Linked DNA regions of Homo sapiens: region 2 is linked to region 1. Evidence: chromatin contacts called from ENCODE Hi-C data. All regions are on one chromosome and are shown on one strand. Each heading gives the region's core, a stretch centred on a gene start or an enhancer-like site at or near the end of the contact. The rest is flanking DNA. Distances are from core to core; before and after follow the strand shown.

Region 1 (7,720 bases), core at 799-3,298:
TGTTATCTCATTCACAAATATGTTTCCACAAGCAAGCTTGAGTATTGGCGGGATGTCACAAAAGAAATGATTAATTGTGTTAGTTCCGCAAAAGGGCAAAAGGAAAATTTGGCATGTTTCCCCAATTACTACAGGAATTGTGATGGTCCAGGAAGCTATTATCAGCTGAATGCAGACTTTGTGGTTCATCACTAGAGGATACTGCAAAGGCTTACAAATAGCCACGTAGCGGTCATAGGCCATCACTGTCAGAAGGAGACACTCCGTGCCTCCAAGCATAAGAAAAAAACACATTTGTGTAGCACAAGCAAACAAAGAAATATTTCCTTTCTGAGTCCAAATGTCCATGAGCATTCTTGGGATAATGATTGTTACATAACAGATTTCCAAAAGGGAAAAATTGCTAAGAAAAAAATACATGGGAGTCTGGAGAGCGGGGTGAATTTTTATTAGTAGTATTATGATGCCATTGCACATCAGGATCATCAAATACATAAGTAAAAATATACTAAAAAGCATCCAGTGGAGATTGGGAATATCAGAAAACCCCAAAAGAACAAATTCCATTATTGTAGTCACATTTGATTTTTCTCTTTTAGTTTGCTCTCCATCTGCAGATATAGCAAATTCAAGACAGTTAATTCATCCATATTTTGAACAATATTTTCCTCTTGGGTTAACTAAATGAGATACAGGAATATACTTACTTAAGCTCTTAAGTCATTTTCACCAGTACTTGCTCTGTTTCTAGATAATAAACTGATTTAGCATTAAAATCAATTTAAGAAATGAAACCTCAATATATTTTATTATACTGGGATATAATGCAACCAGAGGCATTGAGAAGCATGCATTGTTGTTTAGAAAATATTATGGAGGAATAACATCTTATTATTTCACACTTAAGAGTAGAGTTATAGTGTAGGCTTTTACTATTTCATCTGAGAATATCATTTTTCTTTGTATTGGTAGTCATATTCCAGTTTTTTTAATTCAAAATGTTGCCCTTGAATATTACGATTAATTCATACTCAAAATGAATTTTAAACTTTTCCTTTTATGCACCAGTGAGAATCAATTATCTTAAACAATTTCTTGGTTACTGAGAGACTAAATACATGCATTATTGTTGCTCTACTTCATGTCTCTCTCCTATTATTTATGCTAAATATAAAAACACTAATACCAGTAGGCAGTTTATTGACTTCCCCTGTTATTGCCCTGAATACAGTGAATGCTAAATAGTAATTAAATTATAACTTAATCAAGATGTAGAAATTCATCACAATTTTTTTTACATTTCTTTTTTTTATCTAAGTGAATTTCTCCATTGTCATATAACCAAATACAGTTCCTTTCAACCAAATACAATTCCTTCTCTCTATTTTCCCTTCATCCTGTTGCCTTATTAAAGTAAAATTCTTTGATTAAACCCAGCTAACATTTACTCTGGCCATCTAAGTGGCCAGAGCATATAAATGGGACCAAAAAATTAAACAAAACAAAACAAAAACACACTGTCTTGCTTCACTTCATGTCAATGTCATCCAATATGAGGAAATCACTGCTTGTCAATTCCCATTACACTTGCTTAACGTTTGTTCTCCAACTTTCTAAACAAATTCTTTTTTTCTGTGTCTTCAAATCTGCTGCACCTATACCTATTTTAGCCCGGTCAGCCAATGCATTTGACTTAATACGTTGATAAATGAAAGTGATCAGACAAATACTATCTCATATTTATACATTTCTATTAGTACTAGTTTTCAAAATTGCCTTAAATGACTTTTCATCACTAATGCAATTTTACCATTATTGGACATCTAATTTTATTTAACTTTGTAGTGAAGAGATACATGATTTAAATGTTAAATAATTAATTTTCAGATAAAGGTCTCAAAATTTCATGCTTTTCTGTTTTATTAGTTGCATTTCTATCCACAAACTTGTAACTATTCTTAAATAAAATAGTCTGTCAACCCAATTATGGCTTACCTTTAGGGATTTGCATGAAGCTGTCTGTACAGACTTTTTAAGCTCTTCCTTTTCTCGGGAACTGTAATTTTGCAATACGCTTGCTTGTTTCAAACAGCAACAGCTCTTATATAGGAATAGTCAGACTCAACCTGGGATGTGTCTTCTCTTGAGTATCAGTTTAATTTCTAGAAGGCTGCTTCTGTTTGTCAATCATTCTGATTCATTTTTCAAAACTACTTTAAGTAAACTTATCCTCCTCTTCATCTCCTCATGAGGGGAGTTAATTAAATACCATTTAGTTGTCTAGTATTACTTTCAGGAAAAAGTTAAAAATTTTCCAACTGTGTATTTGAGGCCCCTAATACTTAGTGTGGATTTGTCTGCCTTACTTCTATTCCAATAATTTATCCAGATCCAAATTAACTAGACCTTTAAAAAATATATCATGTGTTTAATCACACGAACATGATATGCTTGATGTCTTCGACATATTGAACGGTGAGATTCTTTTTCAGATGTGGAACCCTCTGTTCCTAGGTTAACTTTTTTTGTGGATATTAAAACATGTTAATTCTGCTGAGAAAATCTATCTATACATTTATTTCATTCTGTGTTGTCTATAAGGCACCAGGGAAATGTATCCAGCTGATTGAAAATGTAATATACCACTCCAAGACGTCCCACTAGACGCAGTCAAGAGGAACATCGCCCACGAGGGACCAGGACATCAGGAAGATTGGTGCACTCCTAGCAAATCTTCAGAAGGAAAGGAATTCTGCATGGGGGTACCACACACAGGAAGCATTCCTGGCCCCCAGTGACTCCTGCAAAAGCATGAGTTGAATGGGCAAGGAGCAACCCTCTCTTTCCATGAGCCTCCGAATCCCAGCAGGAGAAAACCCCTGGACCACAAGTAACACTTGAACTGGCAGGGAGAGATGCTTAGACAAGTGGTAGGGGCAGAACTCCAGCCTGTGTGGAATCCAGAGGGTTTAGTGTGAAAGTGTCTGTAGTGGAGCATGGCCAGGGATGCCCATCCCCCCAGGCTTGACCTGCTCCCGTAGGAAGCTTTAGCCCTATGGGAACTATGGGACCTGAATTCTGCACGGCAGTCTCACCCACTACATGAGGCTATTCTAACTTCAGCACCACTCAGTTTGCTGGCCTCTCCTGGGTCCCAGCTTGGCCCCCAGCCAGGTACCTCCTGGGGGCCACATCATAGCTCCTGTGCTGGTGGACCCCCGGCTGACCAGCAGACTGATCCAGCAGAGTAGCCTGTGCAGACACAGGCCAGCCCACCAGCACCCTCCCTGCACTGCAGCCTCTCGGGCCACTTTGCCTGCACTCACTCACCCATAGCCACCCCCTATTTATGTCTCTCTCCTATTATTTATGCTAATTATAAAAACACTAATACCAGCATCCCTTTGCCAGTGAGTGTGTGTGCCAGAGGACATTGCCTTCCCTTCCCTGCCACTGTGAGTGTGCCCATACATCCTGTGTGCCACTGCTCCCGGAGTGAGTGCACCTTTGGCCCTGCTGCAGAGCCGTTGTCCTCGGAGCGTTTGTGGGCCCGTCCCTCCCTGAGCGGGTCTAATGGTCACTAACTAGTGATCATTAGAGAAATGCAAATCAAACTTTCCATCACTAACCAGTGATCATTAGAGAAATGCAAATCAAAACCACAATGAGATAGATACCATCTCACACCAGTCAAAATCACTATTATTAAAAAGTCAAAAAATAACAGATGCTGGTGAGGTTGCAGTGAAGAGGCAACACTTACAGTGTCTTGATGGGAGTGTAAATTAGTTCAACCATTGTGGAAAGCAGTGTGACGATTCCTGAAAGAGGTAAAAACAGAACTGCCATTCTACCCCATAATCACATTACTGGCTCTAGATCCAAAGGAATAGAAATCATTCCATTATAAAGATGCATGCACACATACATTCATTGCAGCACTATTCTCAATAGCATAGACATGGAATCAATCTATATGTCCATCAGTGGTAGACTAGATAAAGAAAATGTGGTACGTATACATCATGGAATCCTATGAAACCATTAAAAAAGAAGACTATGTCCTTTGCAGGAACATGGATGGAGCTGAGGGCCATTATCCTTAGCGAACTAACTCAAGAACAGAAAACCAAATACTGCATGCTCTCACTTAAAAGTGAGAGCTAAGTGATGGGAACACATGGACACATGGAGGGCCTACCTGAGGATGGAGAATGAAAGGAGGGAGAGGAGCAGAAAAAATAACTATTGGGTACTAGGCTTAATACCTGGGTGAGGGCCAGGCACTGTGGCTCAAGCCTGTAATCCCAGCACTTTGGGAGGCCGAGGAGGGCGGATGACCTGATGTCAGGAGTTCGAGACCAGCCTGACCAACATGGAGAAATCCCATCTCTACTAAAAATACAAAATTAGCCAGGTGTAGTGGTACATGCCTGTAATCTCAGCTGCTAGGGAGGGTGAGGCAGGAGAATCACTTGAACCTGGGAGGTGGAGGTTGCGGTGAGCCGAGATCGTGCCATTGCACTCCAGACTGGGCAACAAGAGTGAAACTCTGTCTCAAAAGAAAAACAAAAAATAATACCTGGGTGAAATCTGTACAACAAACCCCATGTGGAACAACCCTTCAAATGGACACCTGAACCTACAATAAAAAAAAAAAATTTAATGCAAGCCACTTCAAAAATAAACATTTTAAACTAGATTATTTAAAACAGAAGGAAAAGAAGAAACTTTTCAACATCCTTTCCCTATTGCAGCTACTTCCGGGTGTGTATGGTGATGTTTCTCAGGCATAAAATCAGGAGCACCAAATCTACTTCTATGTGGAGTTACATTTGTTTCTTCTTGTTTGGCGTTCTATGACCATTTGACAGTATGTTTCTAAAACCAACTTCCTCTATGCATGCTAAATCTGCTTCTCTATACCACAGCATGCCTCTCCTACATTGTTCCTCTGTACTCTTTATTATCACTGATTTGGTATGTCCAAAGAGGGCTTTCTTCATTTCCATCTACAATTGAAAATGGTACTCATGATTTTCCAGAAACTTTCCATTACCAGGTTGGGACAAGCTGAATGTCCATTTTCCACTGGAGTACACTGGTGTATTATGAAAAAGGAGAATTGGATAAATTGGGTATTTCATAATTCATTTAAATACCACAGTGACCTGAACAAGTCTAAAACCTGAAACATTACCACAGATATATCAACGCCTTATCAAAATAAAGAAGTATCTTACATTCATATCATAGTGCAATGTGGTGGTTAGTAATTAAAAAACTCTATTTCCTTCCATCTGATAGTCCTATTGTTCCCTAGGTCATCTTTGTAGTTCTCTATTGGACCACGAGCATTCAGAGAGCTGAGAACCAAGTATGGACAGAGCATAAGGAAAGAAACTCCCTCTAAAGAGTCTCAGCACATGATAGATGCGTCATTTCCACACATATGCTATTGTAGAAACTATTAACATGATCTAACTTAAATGTGAGAGGGCTAGGGGATGTTGTATTACTGTAGGTCAAAAAAACAAAACGATTTTTGGAGAACATCAAGGCAGATTCCACCCCAGGGTATTTCACTCTTTCTCCCAAATATAGAAGGTATTTCCCCAATGCCATAACGTTCAGCCCTAAAAATTTATGATCTATGATTATTACCCATTTCTCTATATTAGGTATGGGTGATCTCCTTCAGTTTAAGAGACCAATGAATAAAAAATGGAAATATTTCTTCCACTACACACTCAGTATACAGTGACATTGGAGTGGAACATGCTGATGCTTTTTTTTTTTTTTTTTTGGAGAGACAGCTGTCACTATTTCTCTGGGTAGAATCTTAAGGACACTTACCCTGCATACAAATAGATTCCTTTATTAATTTTTCTTCTAAACGCTTGGTTCCACTCTACCTTGTTTACCTCTTTTGCAGTGGCATCTAAAGGAGATTTGAACAATCCCAGTCTCCTTGCACCCTGCTCAGATTTGCATCTCAATTAATGGTGAAGCAGGTCTGAGGACCTGGAATTTATTTACAGATCGAAGAGTCAAAGATTTAGTAATCTTGACCTTGTGATGTTTTTGGCTGTAACATTTTCTTGGAAATTAAAAAAAAAAAACTCTCATTTAATTACTGCACAACAATCCCTGTGACAAATTTTTCTGAAATATAGATTTTAAATATCCTAGTACCCTCATGCCTCTCTGTTTCAAGTTAAAGCTGGCTAATTGGTAGCTCTCTGAGATTTTAGGCATCACTTAGAGCATCAATTTATTTATTATCTAACTCTGACAATTTTGAAAGTAAATGGAGAAACTAAAATTGACATATTATATTGTGAAACCTGTATTTAAAAGCAAGTTTCAAATGCAACATAGCATGTGATAACTTGAATACATTTATATTTATGTTTAAATGTTAAAATTTACAACACAATAATTATTCCTGATATTTGTCCATGTATTTTAGTTGTTTTATAAAAATATATTTGCATCTTATATTAATACAATGTAATTATTATTTTTAATATGGTCTTACTCTTATATTAACAATGTTACTGAAGCATAATTTTCAGAAAATAAACTACATACTTTAAAATATATTTAATTATATTTAAAATTCAATGTGGTGACAGACATATTCAATTGTGAAACCACAATCAAGGTACAGAACATTCACATTATCCAGAAACAGTCCTTCTTAAAATTTTTCAATATCATTCATTTTCGCCTGTAACCCAAGGAAACCACAGATCAGATTCCTATAGTTAAAGATAATTAATAATCAACAGAATATACATTTTTATGTGTGAAGTTTTTTTCCTTAGCATAAAGATTTAAGAGACATCTATGATGTAAATATCAATAGTTTTTTCATTGTCATTGCAGAATAGAATTCCATTGGATGAACATACCGTAATTTGCTTATGCATTCCTCTGCTGGTGAGCTTTGATTGTTTCCATGTTTTGGTGTTGTACATGGAGCGGCTGTGTGTATTCATAAACGCGGTTTACATTTGACACATATTTTCATTTATTTTGGATAAATGAATCATGTTATAGAATTTATTTATATTTTAGGAAATTGTCAAAGTGTTTTTTGAAGCACTTATATTCTTTTACATTCTCTCCAACAAAGTATGAGAGTAAAAATACTTCTATACCTTTGCCAAAACTTGACACTGTTAGAATTTTCAACTTTTGCCATAGTCATGGGTAGGTTCTGGATTTTTATTCCTATGTCTTTAATGACTAAAATGGTGTGCACATTTTTATGTGCTTATTGAATACTTACAAGTAATTTTTGGCTAACTTGTTTAATAAATTCATTTATTTCTTACAGGACTGTATTCTTTTTTTTTTTTTTTTTTTTTTGAGATGGAGTCTCACGCTGCTGCCCAGGCTGGAGTGCAGTGGTGCCATCTCGGCTCACTGCAAGCTCCGCCTCCCAGGTTCACACCATTCTCCTGCCTCAGCCTTCTGAGTAGCTGGGACTACAGGCGCCCGCCACCACGCCCGGCTAATTTTTTTTTTGTATTTTTAGTAGAGACGGGGTTTCATCATGTTAGCCAGGATGGTCTCGATCTCCTGACTTCGTGATCTACCTGCTTCGGCCTCCCAAAGTGCTGGGATTACAGGCGTGAGCCACCGCGCCCGGCCCAGGATTGTCTTCTTATGATTGGATGGCAAGTGTTCTTTACACATTTTGTATACAAAC
Region 2 (7,926 bases), core at 5,168-7,667, 58 kb after region 1:
ATACATATTTGCAATTATTGACTAGGTTAATTAAATAGTTTCTGCCACAGGCATTCAATAAATATTTTTGAATAAAGTGATGAATAAAAGAATTAATAGATTTAACTCATTTTTAATGTTTAAAAATATTATTGAAGTCAGTTTTATAAATGATTAAATTCATTTTTCATTACTTCTTAGAATGGAAGCATGTCTGTAGAAGTCATTTATATAAGGATGACTTCAGGATCCTAATATTTTACTCTAATAAGTTTCATTGTGTTACTAAGACAAATGCATATAATAAATTGCAATGAAGAATGAAGAAAAATTGGTCTTATAGTCATTTTGTTGTTGAAATATACATGTGGGTCTTTTAATGGAGAACAATAAAAATATGTGATTTATTAAATAATTGGAATATCTATTGATTTCCCTTGAGACTGAATAAAATTAACATAGTTAAAAAACATTCTAATGCTAAACTCTATATTTTCCCTAATGCGAAATGGAATAATTCATAATTTCCAAAGGGATTTGTTACAGTAAAGTAAAAAGAGTTCTAGAGGAGTCTTAATTTCTTTACCATATGTTTAGTTTTCTCTCAGGATAATCATTGTTTATGATATTTATCCTTTTAATAATAATTACTCTATATATTCTTGGAATTTAAGCTATAATGCCTCAAATATTATGAATAATGAGGTTTATTGGACATTCCCTTTGAATGGTTAATCTGTCTCAAAAGGTGGCAGAATTAACACTGTAAATTTCCAGACAAAAAGTTGAAATGACAATGCTTTCAAAAATAGTGGATAACCTTTAATGTTATGGCCTTCTTGTGCATCCAATTTAATGGCTAAAATGTTATTATTTTAGTTGCTTGAACTTTTGTTTTAAATAATTTGTGATTACAAATGGGATTTTTCTGTCTTTCTTTATGTCTATAGTGGTTCAGGGCAAGCTAGGTAAGATGCATTGAAAGGCTTAGTCACAACTTCAATTAGAATTTATGAATGAATGTACATTTTATGATAAAGGCTGATAAACAGAAGTTAAAAGGTATTCACTTTAAAATTTTCTAAATGACAACACTGTCCAATATCTCCAATTCTAGTTTACAAGGTAATAATTTATTGGAGGCTGTATTAGGTGAGGAAAAACAAAACAAAATATAAACAAAACTTTAAAAAATGTATAAGAAGGCCGGGTGCAGTGGCTCACGCCTGTAATCCCAACACTTTGGGAGGCTGAGGTGGGCGGATCACAAAGTTAGGAGATCGAGACCATCCTGGCTAACATGGTGAAACCCTGTCTCTACTAAAAATACAAAAAATTAGCTGGGCGTGGCGGCGTGCGCCTGTAGTCCCAGCTGCTGGGGAGGCTGAGGCAGGAGAATGGCATGAACCCGTGAGGCAGAGCTTGCAGTGAGCCGAGATCATGCCACTGCACTCCAGCCTGGGCGACAGAGCAAGACTGTCTCAAAAAAAAAAAAAAAAAAGTATAAGAAATATACTCATGCAAGGGGATAAAATGACACATTAGATGAATTAATAAAAAACTTTGGGTTGTTGAATATAGGATCAGTATCTGGAGTTTAGTTGTATTTCCTTGCCATAGCAGAAATTATTTAACGTTAATTTTTAAAGGAAAACTTTTATAATATACAAGGACCTTAGGAAAATATAATTAACAACAGATACGCTAAACCTTTATGGAAACAATTATAAAATATTTTTAAAAGATCATCAATAATGTAAATAATCAGTGACTCCATGTTTATGAGGATGATTCTTATAAAGATATACTTTTTACAATATTGGTTTATAAATACAACATAATTCCAAATAATATTTCAATAATATTCTCAATTAATGTGACAAGCTGGTTATAATTTTTTTAGTAATAACCCAGAACAAAAAGGGCCAAGACATTCCTGAAGAAGTACCAAGTAAGCCTGTATCAATGCTATAATAGGAAAGTGTAGCAATGATGAAAATGGAACATTGACAAGTGATCACAATAGAGAACCCAGAACCAGACCTACACAAAAATGAAAATTTAATATATCATAGAGCACCATTGAAGATAGAGAACTTACATTTTTTAAAAAACTGCAAAAAATATACTGTCTAAGATTCCTACCTCATATAATACACAACAAATTATTCCAGGTGTGTTAAAGATTAAAAATATCTATCACCCCTATTATATTGGCAGAAAATATTAATTTCAGAGTATAAAAAGCATTAGCAAATACAAGTTATCTGAGGTGTTATGTTCTGTTGTTGAGATTGTAGATATGAACAAGCAATGATAGACTGGATTAAGAAAATGTGGCACATATACACCATGAAATACTATGAAGCCATAAAAAAGGATAAGTTCATGTCCTTTGTAGGGACATGGATGAAGCTGGAAACCATCATTCTCAGCAAACTATCACAAGGACAAAAAACCTGACACCGCATGTTCTCACTCATAGGTGGGAATTGAACAATGAGAACACTTGGACAAAGGAAGGGGAACATCACACACTGAGGCCTGTCGTGGAGTGGGGGCAGTGGGGAGGGATAGCATTAGGAGATATACCTAATGTAAATGACAAGTTAATGGGTGCAGCATACCAATAAGTCACATGTGTACATATGTAACAAACCTGCACATTGTTCACAAGTACCCTAAAACTTAAAGTACAATAATAAAAACAAATAAAAAAATGTTGCAATGACGTATATTTTATTTACATATTAAAATGGTACTAAGAGAAGAAAAAAAAACAAAAAAAGAAATTTAGAAAATAATTTGCTATATTTTAAAGTTGTATACCCTATATGTATACCCTATATGCAATCAATGCAGACTCTTGTACATGTGTGCTTAGAGAAGAGTAAAATAACATTAATAGTAGCATTGGTCATAAAATTAGGTAATAGGCAATTTAATTATGATACAGCAAAGAAAAATAATACAACAAATTATGAAATTACAGTGAAGAAATACGTATGCACATGGGAGAATGTGAGAAACACAATATTAAAGAAAAACATAAGCTCTGTAGATGACAAACGTGATATCACATTTACAATGTTCAAAAATTTTAAAAAGGAGATTTATTAAAATAATCGTTTTAGGAATATAGATGAAATTATTTTCAAAATTGAAATCTAGGGGCCAGGCGTGGTGACTCACGCCTGTAATCCCAGCACTTTGGGAGGACAAGGTGGGTGGATCACAAGGTCAGGAGACTGAGACCATCCTGGCTAACATGGTGAAACCCTCCCTCTATTAAAAATACAAAAAAATTAGTTGGGCCTGGTGGCACACGCCTGTAGTCCCAGCTACTCGGAAGGCTAAGGCAGGAGAATCGCTTGAACCCAGGAGGCAGACGTTTCAGTGAGCCAAGATCATGCCACTGCACTCCAGCCTGGGTGACAGACCAAGACTCCACCTCAAAAAAAAAAAAAAAATTGAAATATAGGGAATAATGCAGAAAAGTAGCTGCCACTGTCAGGGAAGCAAGATAATGAAGATGATCATAGAGAATTTCCAATTTTGGCAATATTCAAGATTTTTTGTTTTTTAATTAATTTCTGTGGTGAGTTTATAAGTATTTCTTTTGCTTTCTGATTTATATAGACATTTTTGGATTTAACTAAATGTTTACCTAATATTTTACAATAAAATATTTTATAACTGTCATATATTTTTATATATTTTACCTAATATAAAATAAAGATGGTTGAAATCTTGTTAAAAAATACACTTGAGGACATTAGAACTTAGTACTTGTATCAGAGATCCCAAAGACTATCACCAGTTTCAATGATTCACTAGAAGAACTCACAGAACTCAGAAAAGCTATTATGCTTATGGTTATGGTTTATTACCACTAAAGATTGGAGGACAGTTTTCCAGGTAGCCTTTGAGTAGTCCAGTTGTCCCTCCTCCCTCACGTGTAATTCTCAAAAATAACTGTAGAACCTACTGGAAATATAACATTCTGAGATAGGCGAGGCAGCTGGAACAGAGCACATGTTGTTCTGGCCAATGCCTCCTTCACTTTAGAAACAGACTGTCCTTCAAGGCTTTGGCCCCAGCAATTCTTCTAACCCTAGGGTACAAAACCAGGATAGGCTGCTTTCTGGGTTCCCTCAGCTGCAGTGCAAGTGAGGCATATGCAGATGAAACCCCATTCAGTCTGGGCCTCTTTCCTGAACTTTGGAAGCCCAGCTTTCAAAAAGTCCTGGGCTTCTGTTGTCCTTTGCTGCCTGCTTCATGCAACTTGTGTGTATGGGTGTTCTGTCTCACTGGGCCCAGACAAGTTGATAACCAGTACACAGTGAACCTGTTTCACAAAGATATGGATTAAATTGTAAAAGGAAAAGAGTGTATAGGTCAGTTTCCAGGAGAACCAAGTACGAGCTTCCACTTGTCCTCTTAAGTGGAATCACACAGGCAATACTTAATTCTCCCAGGAGTATTGTCTGATAACAAGTATGGGATATTGCCAATCACAGAAGCTTACCAAATAATTGTTTCCAGGGTTTGATTGAGGGTCAGTCACATGGGCATGGAGAACCCACTTACCTGATCTTAGATACGTAGTCTTCAAATGGCCCATATGAATACAGCATAACCTAGAAGCCCCAGGTACGCAAAAACAGGCAAGCAGAATAAATCATACCATGAGTGTAAACTGAGCCAAAGTATATAAAGATGCCCTTATCGGACAGGATATTCGAAGACAGGATATTTCAGAGGTTGTCAGGGCCAGTTCTGAAGACCCCAGATAGTTGAGTTTATCCTTTACTGCACAATACTAACATTTAAAAATATATAGATGGCTAAGTTTCTAATGTAATTACATTTGGCTCTTTTATTTTGCCAGTACAGAAGAAAAATGAGTCTTCAAAAATATGAGTTAATTATTCTTTATTAATTTGATCAACTATCTATTTCTATTTAAAACTATCATTCCAGATGTGGTCTTCTTACCGTACAGCCCATGGTACCCTCCTTGTAGCTTTTAATCTGTATAGTATTTCCTCCCCCTCCCTAACCCACAAAAGGAAAGCAAACTTCCTCAGTCATTTTACTTGTTCTTAGCAGGAGAAACACAAAATGTCAATATTAGTCTCTAAATTTGTACATTTCAGCCTCTGAAGAAAAAAGTCAATTTGCCTTTCATTATCCCATTAAAGGACACAGTTATCCACCATATTGAAGACAAAACATAATATGGAAAACTGGAAATATCAGCAATTTAGAATCCTTGTTTCTGTAGGTCCAGGCATCTGGGGGCTTTCTGTGATTCCTTACATGGAAGCATCTTTTTCTAAACCTTATATTTCCTACCACATAAAGGACACAACCCATGAATAAGCTGCTTTCAATTTTCGAGATTACATTCATCTTCTATATGAATGAGTGCATTTTTGAACCATTTACTGGATGCTCTCAAAGGTTGACAACTTTGTTTAAACCTTCTCTTTCTAACATAGGTCCACCTATTAAATAGAAAGCCCTTCTGGAAGCCACAAAACTGATTTCAATTTTCCTACCAGGTATAGAAGAGAAGCCAGGTGGGATCCTGTATTTATCCACTCCCTAGTCTGTCAATCTTAAGAATCATAAGGTATAGACTATGCCATCATCAATCATTTAAAGAACATTACAATCTAGAGCAGTGTTATAAAGTATTAAAAAATACTGTTGCAAACAGTGCTATAATTGTTAGAGAAAACGTAGAGTCATGGAACAAGTACCATCTGTTGAACAAGTGGCCTTGAGTCATCTCAATCTTGACAAGAATTTGATGTGTGCAATTATTATTCACAATTTAAAAATTAGTAAACATTAGTTTAAATGAGTAGTTCAAGGTCCCATAGCCATGAAATGGCACAACTGCTCTAGGTTGCCTGAATCACCAGTGTTTACTCTAGTAGCTTAACATTCAAGGCATACTTCTTTCTAGACACTCCAACAATGGAAAAGCAACCAAACATTAGAGTGCCTGAGATTCTTCTCAATATATTGAGCTTGTACTTTAGAATTCGATAATATGACTAAATACTTCAAAGTATCATTAAGTAACTGAATTCATAATGAGAACTGATAGAAATAAGAATTTACAGAAGAATTTTTTTTTGGCTGGTAGAATTAAAAGACTGTTGTTTTAATCAAACCTCTCTCAATGATGAAGACAGGTTATGTTATTACTGGTTACAGTATAGCCAATTGTGTTATTATCCTTTACCTTTTTTCATTTAAGAGAAATCAGCTAAGCCACATACCTATACCACTAGGATGAGAACAATTAACTATCAGACACCCTACTGGGATTGGAAATTATCTTGGGACACTGTCTCACTTGTCACAGACTAGAATATATATACTCATCCCTTATAAGAATTATTTCTAAAACCTAGAGAAAAATGTTGATAGCCCATTGTGCAAAATAAGTGATAAAATTCAAAGTTCTTGATGGTGCTGAGGTAAGTGATTTTTTCCCTAAAGCATTAACAAAATGTTTGTTGTGAATGTAGCAAAGACCATGAATTTGCCTCAGATAAAATGTATCTCTGCTATTTCTGTGTGTGTGTGTGTGTGTGTGGTGTGTTTCAGTTTGTGTATGTATGTGGGCTAAGAGTGGGCAGAAGACGGTGGTAGCATAGACCTAAGCTTACCTTATCCATGGCAATTAGAAAAAAAAATGTCACGCCCAATTCGTTGTGTACCTTATTGCCATGAGAAGGAAGCTGACTATGCCTATTAAGAATTTTTGGAAAAACAATGGTGTAATAATTTTCTGTAGCAGCATGCTAAACCTCAGATTTTATAAGCACAAATCACATATTCACCTGCAGTGTGGTTAATTGTTTGTGTTTGTTCATATAAAAACAAACTAGGAGAATTTGTCATTTCAAAGTCAGATATTGAATTGTTAAATAATCATAATAGCATTAATAGTAATAATTATAATATATAATAACATACATTTTGATGCATCTACAGCATACCAACCTCTGTAAAGCTACCTAGTTCAATCTTGATTTCAGTCTTATAATATATTATTATGCTAATTAAATATAACAAATAATTTAGGCATAGAGAAGTTCAATGAGTTCTAGAAAATTATATTTGGACCTGAGGTTATTTATACTCATTTGCCTAACTTCAAATCCTGTGTGCTTAAGCTCAGCACAATGCCATTTGTAAAGAAAAGATTGAGTGAAATCAGTACTAATATTTCTGCTATCTGCGTATCTCCTTCAAAGAGAATAGCAAATAAAGTTTATTAATAGACATCTTTTAGAAATAGGAGGTTTGTCAAATGAGATTTCCCTAAGATCCAGTGGGGTCCAACTCATTTTGGGAGATTTTTCTGATTTCAGTTCAGAGCAGCGTGAGATAAATCCTGTAGGAAAAGGAAAGTTGTCTTGAGATGCTCAGTCTCTCACTGGACAATTGACTACAAAACCCCTTTAAATCGTTTTGTAGTTGTCATGGGACTCAAGAAAGAAAAATAAGACTTTGATCCCATAACTTGTTTTTGGATATAATATATAAACTCATTAAAATCATTAATGGAAATGTCACTTGTTTGGATGAGCCTGTGTATTCGATTTAGCCATCCCATCGGAAATGTTAGTGTGGAAATTTGCTAGGGTTGGCCAGGAATAATAGAGAAAATATACATCCAGTTGTGAGGATTTGAATATTATATAAAGCTTGCAAATGTGTACATTTTTCTAGTATTTTTTCAGAGTTGGGATTTCTTCACTATAGTTTTAGGTACACACATTGCATTCTTACCCTGTCAAGTTATTTGCTCTTCTAAAAAATCTGAGTTCACAAAGAAGGCTGGCTTCTCTTTTCGGTACATTTAGAAGATTCCTTGCCATTTGGCTGGAGAAAGGAGGTTCTGAGGTTATCAGGCATGAT

The links. A loop is a pair of places that touch in the nucleus more often than their neighbours do.
Region 2: a map of naive thymus-derived CD4-positive, alpha-beta T cell shows a loop between it and region 1 (3-fold over the local background). The contact joins the promoter of OR5AS1 here to the promoter of OR10AG1 in region 1. A Hi-C loop is called at or near these places in 1 of 168 maps with a recorded cell type or tissue (naive thymus-derived CD4-positive, alpha-beta T cell).

The regions. Positions count from the first base shown.
Region 1 is chr11:55,967,897-55,975,616 of GRCh38, forward strand. It overlaps OR10AG1 (olfactory receptor family 10 subfamily AG member 1), which reads right to left and starts at 2,049. Exons shown (of 2, transcript NM_001005491.2): 1 at 1,996-2,049; 2 at 1-611. The coding sequence starts at 2,011.
Region 2 is chr11:56,021,237-56,029,162 of GRCh38, forward strand. It overlaps OR5AS1 (olfactory receptor family 5 subfamily AS member 1), which reads left to right and starts at 6,418. Exons shown (of 2, transcript NM_001001921.2): 1 at 6,418-6,476.